2 separate regions of the Homo sapiens genome follow, and region 1 is linked to region 2. A link is a loop called in an ENCODE intact Hi-C map of the cell type or tissue named here. Cell type or tissue: CD14-positive monocyte. All regions are shown on one strand. Each heading gives the region's core, and the rest is flanking DNA. Links, peaks and the distances in the headings are about the cores only.

The links. A loop is a pair of places that touch in the nucleus more often than their neighbours do. Peaks named below come from ENCODE experiments on the same cell type or tissue, not always from the same donor. Only the 100,000 strongest peaks of a DNase experiment are listed, where the experiment ranks them.
Region 1: a loop joins it to region 2, with 2.1 times the contacts of the local background. A loop is called at or near these places in 3 of 110 quality-filtered maps.

What each region holds. Positions count from the first base shown.
Region 1 is chr11:9,321,596-9,329,018 of GRCh38, forward strand. No RefSeq gene overlaps it. Among named protein-coding and RNA genes, the nearest start is that of TMEM41B, 11 kb to the left of the region's middle. In CD14-positive monocyte, for the core only: no CTCF peak of the experiment used is centred there; no DNase peak of the experiment used is centred there.
Region 2 is chr11:9,166,480-9,173,902 of GRCh38, forward strand. DENND5A (DENN domain containing 5A) reads right to left here. Exons shown (of 23, transcript NM_015213.4): 9 at 4,148-4,298; 10 at 3,377-3,470. Among named protein-coding and RNA genes, the nearest start is that of SCUBE2, 79 kb to the left of the region's middle. RefSeq lists an enhancer at 2,667-3,866. In CD14-positive monocyte, for the core only: no CTCF peak of the experiment used is centred there; a DNase peak (open chromatin) is centred at 3,602; H3K27ac peaks cover 2,188 bases.

The DNA.
Region 1 (7,423 bases), core at 1,065-6,064, 150 kb after region 2:
CAGCCTGGGAAATAAGAGCTAAACTCCATCCAAAAAAAAAAAGAAAAAAGAAAAAGAAAAGAAAAAAAAGAGCCTATGACTCTTTCTTTCTTTTTTTTTTTTTTTTTTTGAGACAGAGTCTCACTCTGTCGCCGAGGCTGGAGTGCAGTGGGGCGATCTCAGCTCACTTGAACTTCCGGGTTCAAGCGATTCTCCCACCTCAGCCTCCCAGAGTAGCTGGGACTACAGGCGTGCGCCACCATGTCCACTGCTTTTGGTTATTTTATTATTATTATTTTTGAGGCAGAGTCTCGTTCTGTGGCCCAGGCTGGAGTATGTTGGCACCATCTTGGCTCACTGCAACCACTGCTTCCCGGTTTCAAGCAGTTCTCCCGTCTCAGCCTCCCAAGTAGCTGGGACTACAGACCCGTGCCACCACGCCTGGCTAATTTCTGTATTTTTAGTAGCGATGGGGTTTCACTATGTTGGCCAGGCTGGTCTCGAACTCCTGACCTCATGATCCGCCCGCCTCAGCCTCCCAAAGCGCTGGGATTACAGGCGTGAGCCACCACGCCCGGCCTCACCTATGACTCTTTCTAGGCAACATCTAGGTCATGACTTCAACAACCGCGTATTATACACAGATGACAAATGTTTATCTTAAATGCCAGAATGATATACATAGAACTTAATACACATTTACGCCAGGGTGTACCACGAACATCTCAAATTCAGCATATCCAAATCTGAAATGAATATATTACCTCTCAAACTTTATCCACTCCCTGTATTCACAGACGTTGCAGATGACACCACGAGCTCCCCTTTTGCTCAGGCAAATCTAAGAATTCTCATTTAACATTTGTTAAATTCAACTTGTGAAATGAATGAATGAATTCCTTCTTGTCCTTTGAGAAAAGAAAAACTTTTATCTGAGAAATGCAAGTCCTTTAAACTGTCAGGCCCAGAAAGACATTCAAATGAGACCCCAATCATGTCCTACTCCTCCCTTACAAGCTATGTATTCTTCTCCTGAAACTGCCTGCAATTGCCACAAGTAGCTATAAAGTAACCTAAAAATGATGCACTGGACACAAATAATCCGCACACTGTAGTTTAACAATGTATAGCCAATCACTAATCAATGTTATGTGTGTAAACCAATGAGAATTCCTGACAAACAATTTTGCATCAGACTGCTCCCTGTCCCCCTCTTTTACCTTAAACAAAACCCTACTTGTAACAAAGCCTGGATGGAGCTCATCTCCAAGGTTACTTGTGTCTGAGTCTTCTGGGCAGCTGTCCTCACTTGGGCTCAAGTAAACTCTTTATATTTTGTGCCTCAGCCTCTTCCTTTTAGGTCGACATATTCACACCCCCATCCATTCAAATGCCAGGTCCAGGCAGGTCTCCAACTCCTTACTCTTTATTTGTTTGTTTGTTTGTTTATTTACAGAGTCTCACTCTGTCCCCCAGGCTGGAGTGCAGTGGCATGATCTCGGCTCACTGCAACCTCTACCTCCCGGGTTCAAGCAATTCTCCTGCCTGCCTCAGCCTCCCAAGTAGCTGGGATTACAGGCGCCCGCCACCACGCCCGGCTAATTTTTTGTATTTTTAGTAGAGACGGGGTTTCACCAGTTGGCCAGGCTGATCTCAAACTCCTGACCTCAGGTGATCCACCCGCCTCAGCCTCCCAAAGTGCTGGAATTACAGGTGTGAGCCACAGTGCCCAGCCTCCTTACTCTTTCTTTATTTAGATATCATGATTTCTCTTCTTATTCACCTCTAATCAGTTTTCCATATTGTTGCTAGAGCGGTCTCCAAGAAATAATCTTGGGCCGGGTGCAGTGGCTCACACCTGTAATCCCAGCACTTTGGGAGGCCAAGGCGGGTGGATTGCCTGAAGTCAGGACTTCAAGACCAGACTGGCCAACAGGGTGAAACGCCATCTCTACAAAAATACAAAAATTAGCTGGTTGTGATGGCACATACCTGTAATCCCAGCTACTCAGGAGGCTGAGGCGGGAGAATTGCTTGAGCCCAGGAGGAGAAGGTTGCAGTGAGCCGAGATCATGCCACTGCACTCCAGCCTAGGCAACAGCAAGACTCTGTCTCAAAAAAGAAAATAATAATAATAATAATAATAATAATAATAATAATAATAATCTTGAAGCCCTTCATGATCTGACATAACCTCAAATGATCCAGCTGACTTTGAATCCAACATGAATGAACAAATGAATGAATGAGTGAAACAATTTTGAACCACATGTAGTAAGTACCCTGAACATGTCATACTCATTTGTGTTTCTGTGTCCTTGCAGGAGTTAACTCTTTGCCTTTAATGTCTTTTTTTTTTTTTGAGACAGAGTCTTGCACTGTCGCCCAGGCTGGAGTGCAGTGGTGCGATCTCAGCGCACTGCAAGCTCTGCCTCCCAGGTTCACACCATTCTCCTCCCTCAGCCTCCTGAGTAGCTGGGACTACAGGTGCCTGCCACCACGCCCAGCTAATTTTTTGTACTTTTAGTAGAGACGGGGTTTCACCGTGTTAGCCAGGATGGTCTCGATCTTCTAACCTCGTGATCTGCCCACCTCAGCCTCCGAAAGTGCTGGGATTACAGGTGTGAGCCACCGCACCCAGCCTGCCTTTAATGTTTTCTGCTTAGTGTTTCCTAAGATCAACTACTGCTTATCTTTGAAGAGTTGACTTAAGGTCAACTCTTGTCCTGATAGGTACATTCTCTCCTGGATTGCCACAACTCTTGTCCTGATAGGTACATTCTCTCCTGGATTGCCACTATTTTTGTAATTATCTAATTATATTTTAATGACTTCTTATCTGCCACCAAACTATAAGCGCCCTTTGGTGATTCAGGACAGTGCCTTTCTCAACATGTTTTTGTACAATGAAGGCCTTTGAAATACATGAAAGCTTTCCAAATGCCTATAAACACTACAGCATTAAATATGAGTCTGTTGCTCAGCAGAGATTAAAACAAAGTCTGATGTTGAAAACACTTACATGGCCAGGCCTGGTGGCTCATGCCTGTAATCCCAGCACTTTGGAAGGCCAAGGCGGGTGGATCATCTGTGGTCAGGAGTTCGAGACCAGCCTGGCCAACATGGTGAAACCCTGTCTCTACTAATAACACAAAAATTAGGCCGGGCACGGTGGCTCACGCCTGTAATCCCAGCATTTTAGGAGGCCGAGGCGGGCAGATCAGGAAGTCAAGAGATCGAGACCATCCTGGCCAACATGGTGAAACCATGTCTCTACTAAAAACACAAAAATTGGCCGGGCATGGTGGCTCATGCCTGTAATCCCAGCCCTTTGGGAGCCTGAGGCGGGCAGATCACCTGAGGTCAGGAGTTCGAGACCAGCTTGGTCAACATGGTGAAACCACGTCTCTACTAAAAATACAAAAATTGGCTGGGTGCAGTGGCTCACGCCTGTAATCCCAGCATTTGGGAGGCTGAGGCGGGCGGATCACCTGAGGTACAGAGTTCAGGACTAGCCTGGCCAACGTGGAGAAACCCTGTCTCTACTGAAAATACAAAAAAATTAGCCAGGTGTGGTAGTGGGTGCCTGTAGTCCCAGCTACTCGGGAGGCTGAGTTAGGAGAATCGCTTGAACCCGGGAGGTGGAGGTTGCAGTGAGCCGAGATCGCGTCACTGCACTCCAGCCTGGGCAACAGAGCGAGACTCTGTCTCAAAAAAAAAAATACAAAAATTAGCCGGGCATGGTGGTGCACACTACTCTGGAGGCTGAGGCAGAAGAATTGCTTAAACTCAGGAGGTGGAGGTTGCAGTGAGCTAAGATCTTGACACTGCACTCCAGCCTGGTGACAGAGCGAGACTCCCATCTCAAAAAAAAAAAAAGAATAAAATACCTAGGAATACAGCTAACCGGGGAGGGAGGTGAAAGATCTCTACAATGAGAATTACAAAACACTGCTGAAAGAAATTAGAAACAATACAAACAAATTGAAAAATCTTCCATGCTCATGATCATGGATAGGAAGAATCAATATTGTTAAAATGGCCAAACTGTCCAAGCAATTTACAGATTCAATACAGATTCAATGCTATCTCTATCAAACTACTATTGACATTTTTCTTTTTCTTTCTTTCTTTTTTTTTTTTTCGGTGGCGAGGGACATAATCTCACTCTGTCGTCCAGGCTGGAGTGCAGTGGCCCAACCTTAGCTCACTGCAACCTCTGCCTCTCAGGCTCAAGAGTTTCTCCTGCCTCAGCCTCCCGAGTAGCTAGGATTACAGGCACCTGCCACCGTGCCCGGCTAATTTTTGTATTTGTAGTAGAGACAAGGTTTCGCCAGGTTGGCCAGACTGGTCTTGAACTCCTGACCTTAAGTGATCCACCTGCCTCCCAAAGGAGGCTGAAGCCAACCGATCACTTAAGGTCAAGAGTTCAAAAATTCTAATTTTCACAGAATTAGAAATATACAGCCAGGCACGGTGGCTCATGCCTGTAATCCCAGCAATTTGGGAGGCCGAAGTGGGCAGATCGCTTGAGGTCAACAGTTCGAAACCAGCCTGGCCAACATGGTGAAACCCCATATCTACTAAAAATACAAAACAATTAGCCAGGCGTGGTAGTGGGTGCCTATAATCCCAGCTACTGGAGAGGCTGAGGCAGGAGAACTGCTTGAACCCAGGAGGTGGAGGTTGCAGTGAGCCGAGATTATGCCACTACACTCCAGCCTGGGGCAACACAGCGAGACTCCATCTCAAAAAAAAAAAAAAAAGACATTCTAAAATTCATTTGTAACCAAAAAAGAGCCCAAATAGCCAAAACAATCCAAAGCCAAAACAACTTCAAACCAAACTACAAGGTTACAGTAACCAAAACAGCATGGTACTGGTACCATAGACCAATGGAATAGATTAGACACGTAGACCAATGGAATAGATTAGAAAACCCAAAAATAAAGCCACACACATACAACCATCTGATCTTCAACAAAGCCAACAGTAACAAGCAATGGGGAAAGGACTCCCTATTCCATAAATGGCACTGATATAACTAGCTAGACACAGACAGAAGTTGAAAGTATACCCCCTCCTTACACCATATACAAAAATAAACTCAAGATAGATTAAAGACTGAAATGTAAAACCCCAAAACTATAAAAACTCAGAAGAAAACCTAGGAAATACCATTCTGGTTGTGGGCCCAGGCAAAGACTCCATGATGTCGACTCCAAAAGCAATTGCAACAAAAACAAAAATTGACAAGTAGGACCTAATTAAACTAAAGAGCTGCACAGAAAAATCAATTATCAACAGAGTAAACAGAGAAGCTACAAAATGGGAGAAACTATTTGCAAACTATGCTTCTGACAAAAGTGTAATATTCAGAATCAATAAGAAACTTAAATCAACAAGCAAAACCCAAGGAAACCCATTAAATAATGGACCAAGGTTAATTTGTGCAGTAGCAATAGAAAAAAAAGGAAAAAGATGGGCAAAGGAATTGAATAGACACTTCTCAGAAGAAGACATACATGTATGGCTAGGCACCGTGGCTCATGCCTGTAATCCCAGCACGGTGGGAGACAGAGGCAGGCAGATCTCACCTGAGGTCAGGAGTTCCAGACCAGCCTGGTCAACATGGCTAATCCCCAACTCTACTAAAAATACAAATATTAGCCAGATGTGGTGGCACACACCTGTAATCCCAGCTACTCAGGAGTCTGAGGCAAGAGAATCACTTGAACCTGGCAGTCAGAGGTTGCAGTGAGCCAAGATCGTGCCACTGCACTCCAGACTGGGTGACAAAGGAAGACTTCGTCTCAAAACAAAAACAAAAACAAAACAAATTCCAGGCCAGGTGCAGTGACTCACGCCTGTAATCTCAGCAATTTGGGAGGCCGAGGTGGGTGGATCATCCGAGGTCGGGAGTTTAAGACCAGGCTGGCCAATATGTTGAAACCCCGTTTCTACTAAAAATACAAAAAAAAGGCCAGGCACTGTGGCTCACACCTGTAATCCCAGCACTTTGGGAGGCAGAGGCAGGCGGATCATGAGGTCAGGAGATCGAGACCATCCTGGCTAACACAGTGAAACCCCATCTTACTAAAAATACAAAACAAAATTAGTTGGGCATGGTGGCGGGCGCCTGTAGTCCCGGCTACTCAGGAGGCTGAGGTAGGAGAATGGCATGAACCCAGGAGGCGGAGCTTGCAGTGAGCTGAGATTGTGCCACTGCACTCCAGCCTGGGCAACACTGCAAGACTCCGTCTCAAAAAAAAAAAAAAAAAAAAAAGCTGGGCATCATGGTGCATGCCTATAATCCCAGCTACTTGGTAGGCTAAGGCGGGCGAATCACTTGAACCCAGGAAGCAGAGATTGTGGTGAGACAAGATCGGTCCACTGCACTCCAGCCTGGGCAACAGGGTGAGACTCCGTCTCGAAAAAAAAAAAAAAAAAAAAATCCTAGCTAGATTGTTTGCAGAATTTGACAAGCTGATCCTAAAATTCATATGAAATCCAGGGGACCCCCAATAGCCAAAGCAATCTTTTTTTTTTTTTTTTTTGAGATGGAGGTTCGCTCTTGTCGCCCAGGCTGGAGTGCAATGGCGTGATCTCGGTTCACTGTAACCTCCGCCTCCTGGGTTCATACAATTCTCCTGCCTCAGCCTCCTGAGTAGCTGGGATTACAGGTGCCTGCCATCGCGCCCAACTAATTTTTGCATTTTTAGTAAAGATGGGGCTCACCAGGTTGTAAAGGCTGGTCTCGAACCCCTGACCTCAGGTGATCCACCCACCATGGCCTCCTAAAGTGCTGGGATTACAGGCGTGAGCTGCCACGCCCCGCCTATATTGTATTTTCTGAAGTTTTTGCAATTGGTTTGTGTTACCTTAATAATTAGAATAAAGCAATTAAAGCAAAAAGATTTTAAATGCTTGTAATGTTAGTGGGCATACAATTTTTGCTATGCTTCTTTAATTTAATATCATGTGGGCACAGTGGCTCACGCCTGTAATCCCAGCACTTTGGGAGGCCAAGGTGGGTGGATCAGGAGGTCAGGAGTTTGAGACTAGCCTGACAGATATGGTGAAACCCCATCTCTACTAAAAATACAAAAAAATTAGTCGGATGTGGTGACGTGCACCTGTAATCCCAGCAACTCAGGAGGCTGAGACAGGAGAATTGCTTGAAACTGGGAGGCGGAGGTTGCAGTGAGCCGAGATCGTGCCACTGCACTCCAGCCTGGGCGACAGAGCAGACTCCATCTCAAAAAATATATATATGTATATGTATATATATAATAATAATTTAATATAATGTGAAGTCTTCTTACCTCTTCCTTGACTAGAGGAATTTAGTGAAAACAGCATCTTCTCCCTGGGCTGTGGGCAGGAAATGGAACCCCTAAGCTTTGCTTTGTCAGATGAGGAGACCTCAGGCTAAGGTGGGAAT
Region 2 (7,423 bases), core at 1,647-6,646:
GTTTCTGTTTTAGCTGATGTAAAGCACTCCCCAAATGGTATAATTACCTTTGATTTAAAGATACAAGAGTCAGGCAAGGCGCAGTGGCTCACGCCTGTAATCCCAGCACTTTGGGAGGCTGAGGTGGGTGGATCACAAGGTCAGGAGTTCAAGACCAGCCTGGCCAACACAGTGAAACTCCATCTTTACTAAAAATATAAAAATTAGCCAAGTGTGGTGGTGCATGCCTGTAATCCCAGCTACTCAGGAGGCTGAGGCAGGAGAATTGCTTGAACCCGGGAGGTGGAGGTTGTGGTGAGCTGAGATCGCGCCACTGCACTCTAGCCTGGGCGACAGAGCGAGACTCCATCACAAAAAATAAATAAATAAATAAAAATTTAAAAAATTAAATTAAAAAAAGATACAAGAGTCAAAAAACACATGACTACAGCAAATCTCAAATCTCTGAGTAACACTGAGAAAATAATTTCCCCCACCAAGCTGAGAAGAATTTAACTCCTCTGCCCGTATCAAAGATATCTACCCTTTCTATCATAAAGTATAAAATTAAGGCCTGGAAAATAAGATTGCACACTCAAAACAACAACTGCAATTATTTTGTATAATGTGCTGGTGATTCTTCTTCATATGTTGTTTAACACAGAACCCACATCAATGCAGTAAAATGCAATCTGATATCCTCTCAGTAGGTTCATAACCAACATTTTTACCCTAAACTTCTCCCTTCCCCCATATTTATTCCAGTGGCATAACTCTGTCCATTCTATCTTATGGCCCCTTAATCTATCTCTACTACCAACCCCCCAAGGTTAGGGTCCAATTACTATTACTTGGACTGCTGTTACCTGTCTCCTAACTTGTTAGCTATCTCCATACCACCCTCCTCCAAAATATTCTGCCCACAGCCTCCTTTACACATTTACACACCAAACTTTAGATCCTGCCATGTCCTCTACTTGAAATGCTCTTCTTATAGCTCCAGGGAGATGAAAGATTAAAAAAAAAAAAAAAAAGAAAAAGAAAAACAGCCAGGAGCAGTGACTCTGGCCTGTAATCCCAGCACTGAGGCGAGTGGATCACTTGAGCTCAGAAGTTTGAGACCATCCTGGGCAACATGAAGAAACCCTGTCTCTACCAAAAATACAAAAAAGACCAAAACAACAACAACAAACAATTAGCCAGGAATGGTGGCGTGTGCCTGTGGTCCCAGCTACTAGAGAGGCTGAGGTGGGAGGATCACCTGAGCCTTGGAGGCAGAGGTTGCAGTGAGCCAAGGTTACACCATTGCACTCCAACCTGGGTGACAGAGTAAGACCCCATTTCAAAATAAAATAAAAGCTCTTCTAACAATCCCATCATTCTCTAAGGCTTAAAGAGATGCTTGCTCCTCTTCCAAATCATCTTGTTTGATGATGACCCCAAGTAGAAGTAACCTCTGCTTTCTCTAATCAGTAATCAAACATTGGTTTGCTCCTCATATGGTCATTTCAAAAGCTTATTCTCTTGAAGTTATCTTTCTATCTGATTTTGCTCCCTTATATCAACTGGTATTCCCTGAGGACAAGACTAACCTCTTTTGTCACCTTTGTATTTCAAAGTGTTAACCTCAGTGATTTTTTTTTTTTTTGTCTTTAGCAAAGAATTCCTTGATACCTCAGTGATATGGTTTGGCTGTGACCCCATCCAAATCTCATCTTGAATTGTAGCTCCTACAATTCCCACATGTTGTGGGAGGGACCCAGTGGGAGGTAACTGAGTCACGGGGGTAGATCTTTCCTGAGCTGTTCTCGTGATAGTGCATAAGTCTCATGAGATCTGATGGTTTTATAAGGGGGAATTTCCCTGCACAAGCTCTCTCTTTGCCCACTGCCATCCACGTTAAGACGTGACTTGCTCCCTCCTTGCTGTCCACCATGATTGTGAAGCCTCCCCAGCCATGTGGAACTGTGAGTCCATTAAATCTTTCTTTTGTAAATTGCCCAGTCTTGTGTATGTCCTTTATCAGCAACATGAAAACAGACTAATACACTCAGTGATTCTGACCAAGAAAATGTGGTCAATAAACACTGCTGAAAATAGTAATGAGGAGGTTAGGTGGAAGACAGACTTTTAAAATAACACAAATAACCAAAATTTCTTATGCTACTCTCACAAAAAAAAAAATCCCAGTGCAACTGTATCCTATAAATCAGCAGTTGAAGATTCATAACCATATCTTACAATTTTAATTTATTCATTAAAAACATAGCAAAGGGAGAATATGTTATTTATTTTCCAATTCACTGAGCTGCCAGACACATGAAAACAGTATGCCTTCTTGGGTTCTCTCTGTGCAAGATGAAAATTACAGGGTCTTTTCTCAAAGATAAGTTACTGAAATAGGCTTCTGAAGTTAACACTCATTTTCACAACTTCTTTGCAACTAAGTAAGGCAGGGTCTACAACCTGAAGTTTATAACTAGAAACTTAAGAAGCAAGTTACAGTAGAGCTGAGAAACTCAGCTTACAAGCAATGAAGATTCAGGAGGTAAATTCAAGAATCTTGGGTTTCCAGGTACCTGATAATAATGTTCCTCTCCTTTAGTCTTTTAAAGAAGAAGAAGAAAAAAAAAGTCAAGATTATCTGTTTCAATTTAAGGTAAGAAACAGTAGGAAAAAAACTCTAACAAAATTAACTTCTTTCTGGGCTGGGCGCAGTAGCTCACACCTATAATCCCAGCACTTTGCGGGGATGAGGCAGGCGGATTACCTGAGGTCAGGTGTTTGAGACCAGCCTGGCCAACGTGGTGAAACCCCGTCTCTACTAAAAATACAGAAATTATCTGCGCGTTGAGGTGGTGCCTGTAATTCCAGCTACTCAAGAGGCTGAGGCAGGGGAATTGCTTGAACCCAGGAGATGGAGGCTGCAGTGAGCCGAGATCGCTCCACTGCACTCCAGCCTGGGCGATAAAAGCGAGACTCTGTCTCAAACAAAAAAAGAATTAAAAAAAATTAACTTTTTTCCTATATACACACGCACACACACACACACACACACACACACACACACAAAACTCACACCAATTTTTAAAGGATTTCTCCCAAGTTTCAGACTCTTAACTTCTGAGGTTCCTATTGAACTCCTCAGGGAGCATCATGCATGAGAAATTACAATCGGTTAGTAGCTAGCTGGAATTTGCAAAACATCCCACATTCTGATTTGTGATAACCCAGGCCCAGCATTAGATATCAGGAACTAGACCTATTATTAACCCTTCTTTATGGGGTGAGGTCATTGCTGAGACGTTTGAATCAGACCAGAGAACAGGAAATGAGAAAGAGAAGGAGTGCACAGCATGATAGCAAGGTCATCCTTATCATTCTTAAGGTATCTTACCTCCCTCTGGTCATTATCTAAACGCAGGTGTTCTGTGTGCTGCTTCTGCCGATCTTTCCGCCTCCACTGGGCAGGGGCATTCCTTTTCGTCCACCTAACACAATCAGAACCAAAGCAGGCAATTAATAATGTCTCACTTAAAAAGCAATGTCAACTAACAGGAGAAAACATGAATGACTACGAGTCAATGCTGGACACAGGAAATGACCTAGATGTCACCAGAGACAGCTCAGAGACCTTGAGGAAGAGCAGATTAAAGATGAGTGACTGGACATGAGAGAGACACCTCCTCATGGAACATGTCTCTCTTGAAACATCTACAAACACTTGACATATAGATCTAAAACTATATTCACTTAACTCTATCTGGGCTTTGATACAGTCATCTTCAAAAGTAACTAATGAGTAATTCTGCTAACTTACCTACTTTTCAGTTCAGGTTCTGATTATTTCAACTGCCATTTATTAAATACAATGCTAGCTTGCTGTTGAATGGGATCCAGGCATGAGATGATTTTAACCCATCTGCAGCTTTTTGCAGGTCCTAGACATATGGAGCTATCCCAATCTGCATAGTGGAGGCAGAACTGAAAGATATTCTGTCACATACTTTCTTGTTCAAATAAGCAAACCACCTAGATAGTCTGGGTCTTCTCCATATCTGCTTTAGAAAAGTACAAGGTCTTCTAGGGGTAACAGCCCTAGCCCAGATACTAGATGACCCTATTACAGCTAGGGAGTTGGATTAGTGAATCCCTGGGGTTGACTCACTTGTTGCTGGCTGGCCCAGTGGAAAGTACATCAGACTGCAGCTTAGGGAAGAAGCCCGGCTCATATTTCCCTTGTCCAATCTTCATGTCAAGTAAATGTGGGTGAATTGCAGTATGGTCAATTTTTGCCAGACGCAGCTCAATTGCTTTCTCTGGATGAGAATACACACACACACACACACACACACACACATAAATACACACACAAATAAATCAAGTCAAACATTCTTTAAGAATCTAGCTACTCTTCCATTTCCAGCCAAGATAGAGTAAAAGGGACTGATTTTCCTGCCTAATAGGAAAAAACCCATGCAAAATAATATAAAATGATAAACTTCAGAATACTGGACATCAGGCAATGAAGGGCAGGACCCTGAGAAACAGGTAACAAATGAGGTAACCCCTAGAACTATCCCAGCTAACTGCTTAGAGAAAGCTTCCAGGCTGTGGCACAGGGAGGGGAGTTCTAGGCAGAGACTGGTGGACTCCCTGAGTTAAGGAGACCAAGGTGGCTAGAGTTCATATGAACAGTACCAGAGAAGAGAGAGAATCCAGGGGATCTGCAGGGCATTCAGCAGGGTAATGGGTCAGTTCACGCAAGTAAAGAAACTACTCAAGGCTGGAGAAAGAATCACCGGAAAGGATTAGGAGAAACAATACAAAATGCTCACACAGGGCTGGGAATAATGCCTGTCCCCACCTGCCAGACTAGAAAACCTAATCACTCATGGGGCACTGAGTAAAGTACTCAGAGGGTCTTGCCTCAGTAGTAGATAATTAATCACAGCCTAAAGGATGCTCTGGTCCTGCCAGAGGAAAGCACAAAGAAATCAAATTATTTCTAAGTAACTTAACTACATCCCAGAACAAAGACTGAGAATATTTATAGGAATATGGAAGTGTCCAGGACTCAAATAGTAAAATTCACAGTGTCTGGCATCTAATCAAAGATTACCAGGGCCTGATAGCTTACGCCTGTAATCCCAGCACTCTGGGAGGCCAAAGTGAGGGTATCATTTAAGGCCAGGACTTCAAGACCAGCCTGGGCAACATAGTGAGACCTCATCTCTTCAAAAAAAAAAAAAAAATGAGCCAGACATGGTGGCATACACCTTTATTCCTAGCTATTCAGGAGGCCAAGGCCAGAAGATCACTTGAGCCCAGGAGTTTAAGGTTATGGTGAGCTATAATTACACTACCGCACTCCAGCCTGGGCAACAAAGCAGAACCTCTTAAAAACAAACAAACAAACAACATCAACAACAAAAAACTAGAAACATGGAACTCAAACTTCTGAAGATGAAAGCTGTAATATCTGAGATGAAAAATACACGGGCTGGGTTAAAAGCACACTCAACAATGCAGGAGAAAAAATAAGTGAGCTTGAAGCCATAGCAAGAGAAATGATCCCAAAGAAGCCACAGAGAGAGAGAAAAAACTGTTGCCATTAAAAGAGTATCAGCGGTTCTGGGATAACTACGCAATCCCAGATATTACATGTATGTGTAACTGCAGTCCCTAAGGTAGGGATGGGGAGAACAGAAAAATTACTAGAAGAAATACTGGCCAGAATTTTTACAAATTTGACGTAAACAAAAAATCCACAGATCTAAAAAGCACAATGAGCTGCAAGCACAAGAATCATGAAGGAAACTACACCAAGCCACATCATAATCAAATTGCTCAAAATCAGTGATAAAAAGAAAATCTTAAAATCTGGTAGAGAAAGTAGACATTTTGTATATAGAGAAGATCAAAATTAAGGATGACAGCAGATTTCTTATCAGAAAACAATGGAAGTGTAATATGGTTTGGCTCCATGTCCGCACCCAAATCTCAACTTGAACTGTAATAATCCCCATGTGTGGTGGGAGGGACCCAGTGGGAGGTAACTGAATCACAGGGGCGGTTTCCCTCATGCTATTCTCGCGATAGTGAGTGAGTTCTCATAGATGTGATGGTTTCATAAGCATCTGGCATTTGCCCTCCTGGTACTCATTCTCTCTCCTGCTGTGCTGTGAAGAGGTGCCTTCCACCATGCTTGTAAGTTTCTTGAGGCATTCCCAGCCATGCGGAACTGAGTCAATTAAACCTCTTTCCTTTACAAATTACCCAGTCTTGGGTATTTCTTCATAGCAGCATGAGAATAAACTAATTATAAAGTGAGAAGACAGAGGAGCGACATCTTTTTTTTATTTTTATTTTTTTGAGACAGGGTCTCATTCTGTCGCCCGGGCTAGAGTGCTGTGGTGTGATCTTGGCTCACTACAACCTCCACCTTCCGGGTTCAAGCAATTCTTGTGCCTCAGCCTCCTGAGTAGCTTGGACTACAAGCACGTACTATCATGCCTGGCTAATTTTTTTTTTTTTTTATATGTTTAGTAGCAACGGGGTTTCACCATGTTGGCCAGGCTGGTCTCAAACTCCTGACCTCAAGTGTTCTGCCCACCTCAGACTCCCAAAGTGCTGGGATTACAGGAGTGAGCCACCGCGCCTGGCCTGGAGCAACATCTTTAGAGTACTGAAAGGAAAAAGCTATTAACCTATACTCAGGGAAAATACCTTTCAAAGACAAAAGAATTACAAAAGCTGAAAGAATTCATCACCAGCAGATCTACACTACAAGAAATGTTAAAGGAAGTCCTTCTGGCAGTAGGAAAATAATGCCAGATGGAAGTATGGATCTACAGAAAAGAAAGAAGAGCACCAGAAATGCTAACTACACAGTTAATGTATTAGATTTTGTACTTATTATTCAAATCCCTTTAAAAGGTAATTGACTGTTTAAACAAAAATGACCATGTAGTGTTAGGTTTATGACATATGTAAAAGTAAAATAGATGACAATAGCACGTCGGCTAGGAAGAGAGAAATGGAAATAGAGTTTTGTGAAGTTCTTTTTGTTGTTGTTTAGAGACAGGGTCTCATCATGTGATCCAAGTTGGACTCAAACTCCTGGGCTCAGGCAACCCTCCCCCTTCAGCTTACCAAACAGCTGGGAGTATGGGTGCACATGACTGTGCCTGGCAGTTCTGTACAGTTCTTATACTATGTGGAAAGTGATATTGTATCACCTAAAAGTAGACTGTGATAAGTTAAATGTGTACTATAAATCCTAAAGCAACTGCTAAAATAACACAAGTTATAGCTAGTAAACCAACAAAGTAGATAAAATGAAATCATAAAAAAAATTGAAAGGCCGGGTGCAGTGGCTCACGCCTGTAATCCCAGCACTTTGGGAGGCCGAGGCGGGCGGATCACGAGGTCAGGAGATCAA